2 separate regions of the Homo sapiens genome follow, and region 2 is linked to region 1. Evidence: chromatin loops called from intact Hi-C (ENCODE). Cell type or tissue: Caco-2. All regions are shown on one strand. Links, peaks and the distances in the headings refer to the core of each region. The heading gives the core; the rest is flanking DNA.

Evidence for each region. Peaks named below come from ENCODE experiments on the same cell type or tissue, not always from the same donor. Only the 100,000 strongest peaks of a DNase experiment are listed, where the experiment ranks them.
Region 2: it touches region 1 in a loop (13-fold over the local background); 1 of 110 quality-filtered maps calls a loop at or near these places.

Annotation. Positions count from the first base shown.
Region 1 is chr21:41,364,815-41,369,206 of GRCh38, forward strand. All of the region lies in intron 1 of MX2 (MX dynamin like GTPase 2), which reads left to right. Among named protein-coding and RNA genes, the nearest start is that of MX2, 5.0 kb to the left of the region's middle. RefSeq lists enhancers at 2,721-2,820, 2,872-3,373, 3,541-3,590, 3,973-4,392, 4,371-4,392 and a silencer at 4,061-4,110. In Caco-2, for the core only: no CTCF peak of the experiment used is centred there; a DNase peak (open chromatin) is centred at 2,077.
Region 2 is chr21:41,590,988-41,595,379 of GRCh38, forward strand. No RefSeq gene overlaps it. Among named protein-coding and RNA genes, the nearest start is that of PCSEAT, 13 kb to the left of the region's middle. In Caco-2, for the core only: no CTCF peak of the experiment used is centred there; DNase peaks (open chromatin) are centred at 2,394 and 2,984.

The sequences.
Region 1 (4,392 bases), core at 278-4,277:
TGTAGGCTGGGAGGCTAAACCAGTCTCTCTTTTCACATTTTTCAGCCTGCTTTATATTCTAGCTTTGCTGACAGCTGATTAGATGGTGCCCACCTAGACTGAAGGTGGATCTGCCTTTCCAAGCCACTGACTCAAATGTTAATCTCCTTTGGCAACACCTCACAGACACACCCAGGATCAGTACTTTGCATCCTTCAACCCAATCAAGTTGACACTCAGTATTAACCATCACACCCCTCAAATGTATATGTTCAAATCCTAACCTCAGAACCTCTGAATGTGACCTTAGTTGGAAATAGGGTCTTTGCAGATGTAATTAAAGACGAGGTTGTTTTCCAGTAGGGTGGGCCCTAATCCAATATGACTGGTATCCTTATAAAACAGGAAAATTTGTTTGTTTGTTTGTTTGTTTGTTTGTTTAACTTCTATTTTAGGTTCAGGGGTCCATGTGCAGGTTTGTTACATGGGTAGATTGTGTCATGGGAGTTTAGTGCACACATTATTTCATCACTCGGGTAATAAGCGTAGTAGCCAATGGATAGCTTTTTGCTCCTCTCCTTCCTCCCACCCTCTACCCTTGAGTAGGCTCAGGTGTCTCTTGTTCTCTTCTTTGTGGCCATGTGTGTTTAATGTTTAGCTCCCACTAATAATTGAGAACATGTGGTATTTGGTTTTCTGTTACTAGATTAGTTTGCTTAGGATTATGGCCTCCAGTTCCATCCATGTTCCTGCAAAGGACATGATCTCATTCTTTTTGATGGTTGCATAGTATTCCATAGTGTATATGTACCACGCTTTTTTATCCAGTCTACCATTGATGGCCATTTAGGTTGATTCTATGTCTTTGCTATTGTAACGGTGCTGCCATGAACATTCGTCTGCATGTGTCTTTGCGGTAGAATGATTTCTATTCCTTTGGGTACATACGCTGTAATGGGATTGCTGGGTCGAATGGTAATCCTGTTTAAGTTCTTTGAGGAGTCACCAGACTGCTTTCCACATGGCTGAACTAATTCGCACTCCCACCAGCAGTGCAGAAGTGTTCCCCAAAAGGGGACATTTGGACACAGACACGCAGAAGCCCACTCCTGCCTCCTCACTCAGCCTGGATTTGTCTCAGTCGCCCTCGCTTGCCTCTCACACGTGTGCACCCTCACACTGCTTCAGCATCTGCCGGTCCTCCGGCCTTTGCTCTTAGAGCAGAGATTCTCAACCTTTCTCCATTTGGGCTTCCCTGAGTGGTTCCGTAGTTCATTTATGGTGCCCGCCACCCAAAATAAATTCCTGGCAGTTCTATTTACTAATTAGGTAGGTCCAAACAACTCAGTAATAGTAGGCTGGGTGGTGTCCAACAGCTGCCTTCGTGTATCACTGGGAAATCTTAAAGATCCCACAGTGGCCTGTGAGTTTGCTGAAATACCCCAGGTGCACAGTTTGGGGAACATAGTCTTATAGATTTGATGAATTCCCTTTTTGCACCTGTATATCACTCACGGGGCTGATCTATGACTGGTGTGCTAGTCCATTTGTGTCACGATAGAGGTAAACCTGAGACTGAGTAACTTACAAAGAAAAGAGGTTTAGCCGGGCACAGTGGCTCACGCCTGTAATCCCAACACTTTGGGAGGCCAAGTCGGGTGGATCACCTGAGGTCAGGAGTTGGAGACCAGCCTGACCAACATGGAGAAACCTCATCTCTACTAAAAATACAAGATTAGCTGGGCGTGGTGGTGCATGCTTGTAATCCCAGCTACTAGGGCAGGCAGAGGTCCTTCTCAGATGCTTTGGGTCCTGCCATTGAAAGGGAAGAAGAGAAGTCCCTTCCCTGGGAGAGCCTCAGTGATCCCTGCACAAGACCAGCCGTCTTCCTCCGCCCCATATTGTTCAGCCCTGGCACCCTGTGTTGTGCGTGGAGTCCCTTGTTTTCCTCTATCTTATCAGGAACCAGTTCTAGGTTCCTAACCTGGTCTGACCCCGGCACCCTGTCCTGTTACACAAGAAACCCGGATGCTGATATATATATGTCCCAACATTGCCCTTCCAGAGCCTCTCCAGCTGTGACTCACTGTTGACATGGCAACCCCCACCCCCTGGACTCCTCGCTCAACCCACAAAGACTATCTCTTGCGTACTCTGCTCTGAGGTGTTTTAAAAAGCGCCACCATAAACCTGTAACACAAGAATGAAACCCAGCAAGAATCAGGGGACAGGAACCAAGGAACATGACATCACGTGAGAACTAAGGGCCGCTCTGATTGACCATAGCATTTGGCTCTCAGCCTCCCACGGCCAAGGCTAAGGGAGGATAGGACAATTGTCTCTCTCACTCTTGAACAAGAGGGAGCTCCTGGATTCACCGGGAGAGTAAATTTGACTAGCTTGGACTTCTGCAAGGTAATTTGTTGTGACTGCATATTAAGGAGACTAATCTTAACATAATCTTAACATAATTTCTTTATATTAAGGAGATTAAATAAATCCATGGATATGTTCTTGAGTGAAATTTTTTTTTTTTTAAAGCAGAGACCTTTTCCACGGGATCACATTTTCTTTTGACACTCCTGGGAGGCAGGCAGGACCATGTTAAGTGGCTGTTTTTCAGTGAATGATTCTACGGGGAAACCTGAATAAGATGGTAATGTTATAGGAAAGTGTCTGATGCAGAACCCGGCAATGGCTAAAACTGGAAGATGCAAAGCAGCCTGCTAGTGTGGGAGCTGCAATAAACCAAATCCCTTTTTTTTCTCAGTCAGAAGGAGGGACTTTCCAAGCTTGATCCTCTAAGAAAAAAGGATCCCCTCCTATTTTCTTACCGATTTTCAATTCATCCAGAATGCATGCTTCTTAGTCTTCAGACTCCTGGCCTGGTCACCGCTTGAAAATATTTGGCAGCCCCCTGGTTTAACAGCAGCCTCGAAGTTGACAGCAACTCCAAATCCTGCGGCTCAGCAGTACAGAGCCAGCTGGCCTCACCTCTCCTCTGGGTCCACTGCATCTTATCAAGGCCTTGCTGTCCTTCCTTGGATCCGTCACCCCCGACCTGGCCCTCAGTAGCTCCCTCCTGGATTCTGACCTCACCCTGTTCCTCATCTTTGTCTTAACTCTTAACTTGGCTGTCTGCTGCACCCTGACAGCCACCTTGTCTTCTCTTTTCTCCTCTTCTCTCACCAGCTGTCTTCTTGGTTTTTCAGTTCCCCTCTCTCAAGACCTGCACTTTCTCTTCAAGTCAAGGTCCACAGCTCCCATGCTCTGCATTTATACTGGGCTGCGGAAGCTCCCACGTGGGGACCAAGCCCTGGAGAGGAACCCACAGTGCAGCGGCTCCTGAAAGCAGAGGCCTGCACCCCTAAGCCTCTTAAGCCCCCCACTTTCATTCCCTCCTGCCTCTGTGCATAGCCCAAGTCCCACCTGTCCATGTGTCACCCGGCTCTTCCGTGTCGTCTCCGTGAGCCTGCAGGGGCACCCAGCCAGCCGACAGGCTCCCGAGACAGTCCACTCACACAGACACACTGTAGCCATTTCTGAAGATTGTGCAGGGGAGACAGATGGTTCACCAGGCACACACCAGACAACCCGAAACCTACATTCCTTACTCAACAGGCCCGTGTCAGAAAATCCTCCCTAAACTGCAATGGGGAGGGGGACTGAGGGAATTCTCATCCCCTACATGTCACCCCACGGCTCACTCCTGCCTCCGACCTTCACACATGTTCACCCCTGCAACTTTTCACCCCTTTATTTTGCAGAGCAATCTGTGCCCAGCTCCTGTCCTCTCAAACTTAATCAGCTCATGATACGCTTAGCAAGACCTGCCCTTCATGAAAATGAGGGTGAGGGTGAGGGTGGCGACAGTTTTAAATATGTTTTAAAAGGAACATGAAATGAAGAATATTGGGCTTCACAAAAGGAACCCTCCTTTCCCTTGTTCTTTCTTCCCATGGAGAGGAAGAAGTTGAGGCTGAGTTATCACCTCCCATCAGCACTCGGTTTTGTTCCTGGACCCCTGACTTCGTCACCAAGGGCAGCTGGCTCCAGCTCTCAGCCTTTGAAGGATATTGTGGCTAGGGGTTCAGAGTCCCAGGCTCCCTCCCAGACAGATGGGTGGAGTGAGGCCACCTGAGATCTCACTTGCTAGGGTGGGTGCCACCAGGCCCACCGAGCTGCTGGGTCCTGGCCAAGCCCTCCTGTACCCCCTGAGAAAGTCTCCGTAGGGCTAGGAGCTGTTTGTGCCAACTTTAGATGGACTCATCTCTCAGTGATCCCATAAAATTGCTGCCTAGCCCTTCTGGTTTCAAGGATTTCACATCAGAAAACGTTTTACGAACCCAGGGCTAGTTCTGAAAACAGGAAGTGCTTTCAGCCCCCATGGGAGGAGGGGGGTGCAGGAGGCCT
Region 2 (4,392 bases), core at 84-4,083, 230 kb after region 1:
TATTCTTTATAGAAGAATTACAGCTATAAATGTAGAAAGAACAAGAGTTAGAAAATCGCTTTTTTGCAATGCCCAGTGGAATAGTAGTTCTAAGCCATGATTCTCATCGGCTGCTAAACTGAGGGTCGAAAAACTGATGGGGACAGGCCAGCACATCTGAGTCGGGGACAACCTGAACACCCCCATGAGGGAGGTACCCAACACCTCCTGGGATGTCTTCTTGTCCAAAGGATTGAACCTGCGTTTCAGCCCTTCTGTGGATCTCCCATTTTGCAGAAAATACCGACCATAGCGGAAAATTTTACACAACACCTTACAGACACAAACAGGCTAGTCCAGAAGGCAGGAAGCTCCTTAGGACAAATAACAGGATTTCTTCAATAAATAAATGTCAGGAAAGGATGGGGAGAGAATTGCTATAAATTAAAAAGAACTGAGGAGATACACCATCCACTTGCTTCCTATGAGCCTCGAGCCTTGTTTGGATTACAGGTTTGCACCACCACACCCGGCTAATTTTTTAAGTTTTTGTAGAGACAGGGTCTCAGCATGTTGCCCAGGCTGGTCTCTAACTCCTGGGCTTAAGTGATCTTCCCACCTCAGCCTCCCGAAGTGCTGGAATTAGAGGCCTGAGCCAAAGCACCTGTCCCTGTCTTTTTTTTTTTTTTTTCAAAATGGAGCTTGCCTGTTGCCCAGGCTGGAGTGCAGTGGCGTGATCTCGGCTCACTGCAACCTCTACCTCTCAGGTTCAAGTGATTCTCCTGCCTCAGCCTCCCAAGTATCTGGTACTACAGGCGCGTGCCACCACACCTGGCTAATTTTTTGTATTTTTAGTAGAGATGGGGCTTCACCGTGTTAGCCAGGATGGTCTCGATCTCCTGATCCTGTGATCTGCCCGTCTCAGCCTTCCAAAGTGCTGGGATTACAGGTGTAAGCCACCACGCCCAGCCCCCCTGTCTTATTTTATATAAGCAAAACGGGTGGAACATAGATTAGGTATTAGAGAACTGCTGTTCACAGTTACCTGCTGTTAGAGTTTCACACGTGTATAAGTCTTGACAGTATGTACATTAGGTAAGTGTAATAGGTACATGTTTCTCTACACATAGATTTTTATAATGTGCTTATACCTCATCAGTTTGCCCATGTTATAAAATACCTTGCCCTTCTTCTCACATGCACACACAGTTCTACCTCTTTCTTTTTAATGCTCATGTATTATTTCACTATACAGATATGCCAAAATAATATCATTCCTCTATTAACGATCTTCATCTTGTTTCCTTTTGCTGTTGTTCTTGCTATTACAAAGAACATCATCAAAAACACTCTTGTTCATATATTTGTGTGCAAGCATTTCTGTTGGGCTGATTCCTAGGAGAAAATATGTACATACTTTTCTTTTTCTTTTTTTTTTTTAAGATGGAGTCTTGCTCTTGTTGCCCAGTTGGAGTGCAATGGCATAATTTTGGCTCACTGCAACCTCTGCCTCCTGGGTTCAAGAGATTCTCCTGCCTCACCCTCCCAATTAGCTGGGGTTACAGGCACCTGCCACCACACCCAGCTGATTTTTGTATTTTTAGTAGAGACTGTGTTTCACCATGTTGGCTAGGCTGGTCTCGAACTCCTGACCTCAGGTGATCCACCTGCCTTGGCCTCCCAAAGTGCTGGGATCACAGGCGTGAGCCATCGCACCCGGCCTGTACATACTTTTCAAAAGAAGAAGAAATAGGGTCTCTGAATGCTGACCTGCCCGAGGTTGCACGATGAGTAAATAGTATGCAAAGCCAGGCCTATGTGGCACCGAAAGCCGACCATATCTTCCATCTCCCTCATTGCATCCGCACTGGAGACTCTTCCAGACAATGCTATCCATTGACCTCAAAGGCCTTGGGAGGGGCTGCAGCATCCCACTTCACTGACAGCAAATATCCAAAAACTGCAATCGCTGAATCTGGGGATTATGAGCCTCTCCTGTGGTTGAGTGATATTTTTTTAAGTTGTCATCCAGTACATTGATGGAGCCCATAAACCCTCACTCAGCATCTGAACCAGGTCCCCGGCAGTCACAAGGTGGCAGCTGCATGAGAGACAGTGGATGGCAGCAGAATTCCTCTCCAGGGATTGCACTTGGTAACACACACCGGCCACACCCAGGGGCTTCACTGTCGATTCCATCGAATCCAGGACTCTGGAGATGAGAGGACAACGATGTCACTTGAGTAGGTGGCCCCCAGAGAGGCTCGCCTGTCCTGTCCACTTCTAAGGGGCAGTGGGGCTGACCTGAAATAAGAAGCCTTCTTTTTGGTATCTCCCCTGACCTGTTTTGTCTATCTCAGGTGAAGGAGGTGTTGCCTAGCAACTGGAGAAGGGCAATGATGTCCTTGGAATATTCTGTTCCCGTCATTGCGATACTTAACCTGGTTGATCATTAGCACAAAGACTAAGGAGGTGGCAACCTCCTTCCAGAAAAACGAGTTCTGTAAAGTCACCATGGGACCGAGAGGGGACTTCTAGTGTGGCTTTGGGAAGGGGTCTAGCTGGCACCAGATTTTTCGGTTCTCAGAAAGAACCTTTCCGCTGAAGTCGGTAGCATTCCTTGGTCAAGTGGACAATAGGTGTTAAGAAACTCTTTGAAATATGAGCCATGCCATTTACTTTCTATCTAATCTGTAAAACTGCAATGCAAATGTGATATTTGTTGGCATGTCTCTCTGGACTTTTATAGCCTTTTTACTTTGTAAGTATATTAAGCAACAGCAAATAATATCTGTAGGTCCTATGATATAGCATTAATGGGCTTTCTATGTCCTTTTCCATAGAATGTGTTAATCATTTACATTTTAACTAAGGGTTACTGCTGACACCGCGGTAGAAAGACTTCTCAAAGGGCCATTTCTATTACTGGGTAAATAATCCTAGATAAGCCTTTGCTCACCCTGAGACTCAAGTAGCTTGGAAACTTGAAGGTATGCCCTTGGGAAAGTTCGCTTGGCCGCCCTCCTCCCAGAGTAAACCAGCAAAAATAAGAGTGCTTGCTCACACAAAAGAGACTCAGGGTGCTTTCCAAGGGCTCCAAAGCTCATGGTTCTAGGTTTGAGATAGAGCAAGGGTTGTCTTTGCTCAGTGCTACAGGACAAGCCTCAAGGATTTCATCCACCCTGCAAGTCACAATCTCTAAAAAGTGAAGGAAAAGAAGTTACACATATTACTGCTCCCTAGGGAACCACGGTAGAGATGTTGGTGTGATTTCTTTAAATCCTTTTTCTGTAGTGTGTGTGCTGCTGAGTGCTGGGGTAGGGGAAGGAAACTTCCTTATTCTTTTGATAAATTTGTGGCCGTGTTGTTGGTACAACTTGGCATCCTCCTTTTTCATATATGAGCCTTGTTTGTGATATAGACATCTTTGCAGAACAAATTGCAAGGGCGGCAATGATAGGGGAGTGAAAGTAATACTATCCTCACCCATTGCCAAGTTCATGGCTGACACCCCATCACAAAAGACGGATTAACAAGAGAAAAGCATAACAAAGGTATTTAACCGAAGTTTTACATAACACATGAGTCTTCGGATATAGAGAGCCCAAAATACAGGGAAAACTGTATTTTTATGCTTAGATTTAATGAAGAAGGGATAGTCATGTAAAAGTGTAATTGGACCAAGAGAAGGTATGATTTAATCATAATGAACGACAGGGAACTTAGCAAGGCCTGTTTCTTCAGACTCATCTCCAGGGTCTCTGGGTCTTCATTCCTTTCCTCTGGATGTGGGGCAGGACACCTGTCACATGAGAGTCTTCAGGAGAGAAGGAAGGGAGGTCACGGACAGAACTTCCTACTTCTGTGGTTTTCCAGCTTCCTCCAGCTTAAAATACTCAGCATCCCAAAGTGCTGTATTTAGGGGTATCCTGCTCCGGGCCCTGACACAATTGTCCTCCTACTGTGAATCCTGGAGATCATTTGCACAATGCTTCACTATATATTTGCTATATCGAAAACCAAACACTGCATGTTCTCACTCTTAAGTGGGAGTTGAACAATGAGAACACGTGGACACAGGAAGGGGATCATCACACACCGAGGCCTGTCGGGGGGTGGGGGTAAAGCAGAGGGAGAGCATTAGGACAAATACCTAATGCATGCGGGCTTAAAACCTAGATGACAGGATGTTAGGTGCAACAAAGCACCATGGAACACATATACCTATGTAACAAACTTGCGCATTCAGCACATGTATTCCAGAGCTTAAAGTAAAATAAAAAATATGTCAGGTGAGGTGGCTCACGCCTGTAATCCCAGCACTTTGGGAGGCCTAGGTGGGCGGATCACCTGAGGTCAGGAGTTCGAGACTAGCCTGACCAACATAGAGAAACCCTGTCTCTACTAAAAATA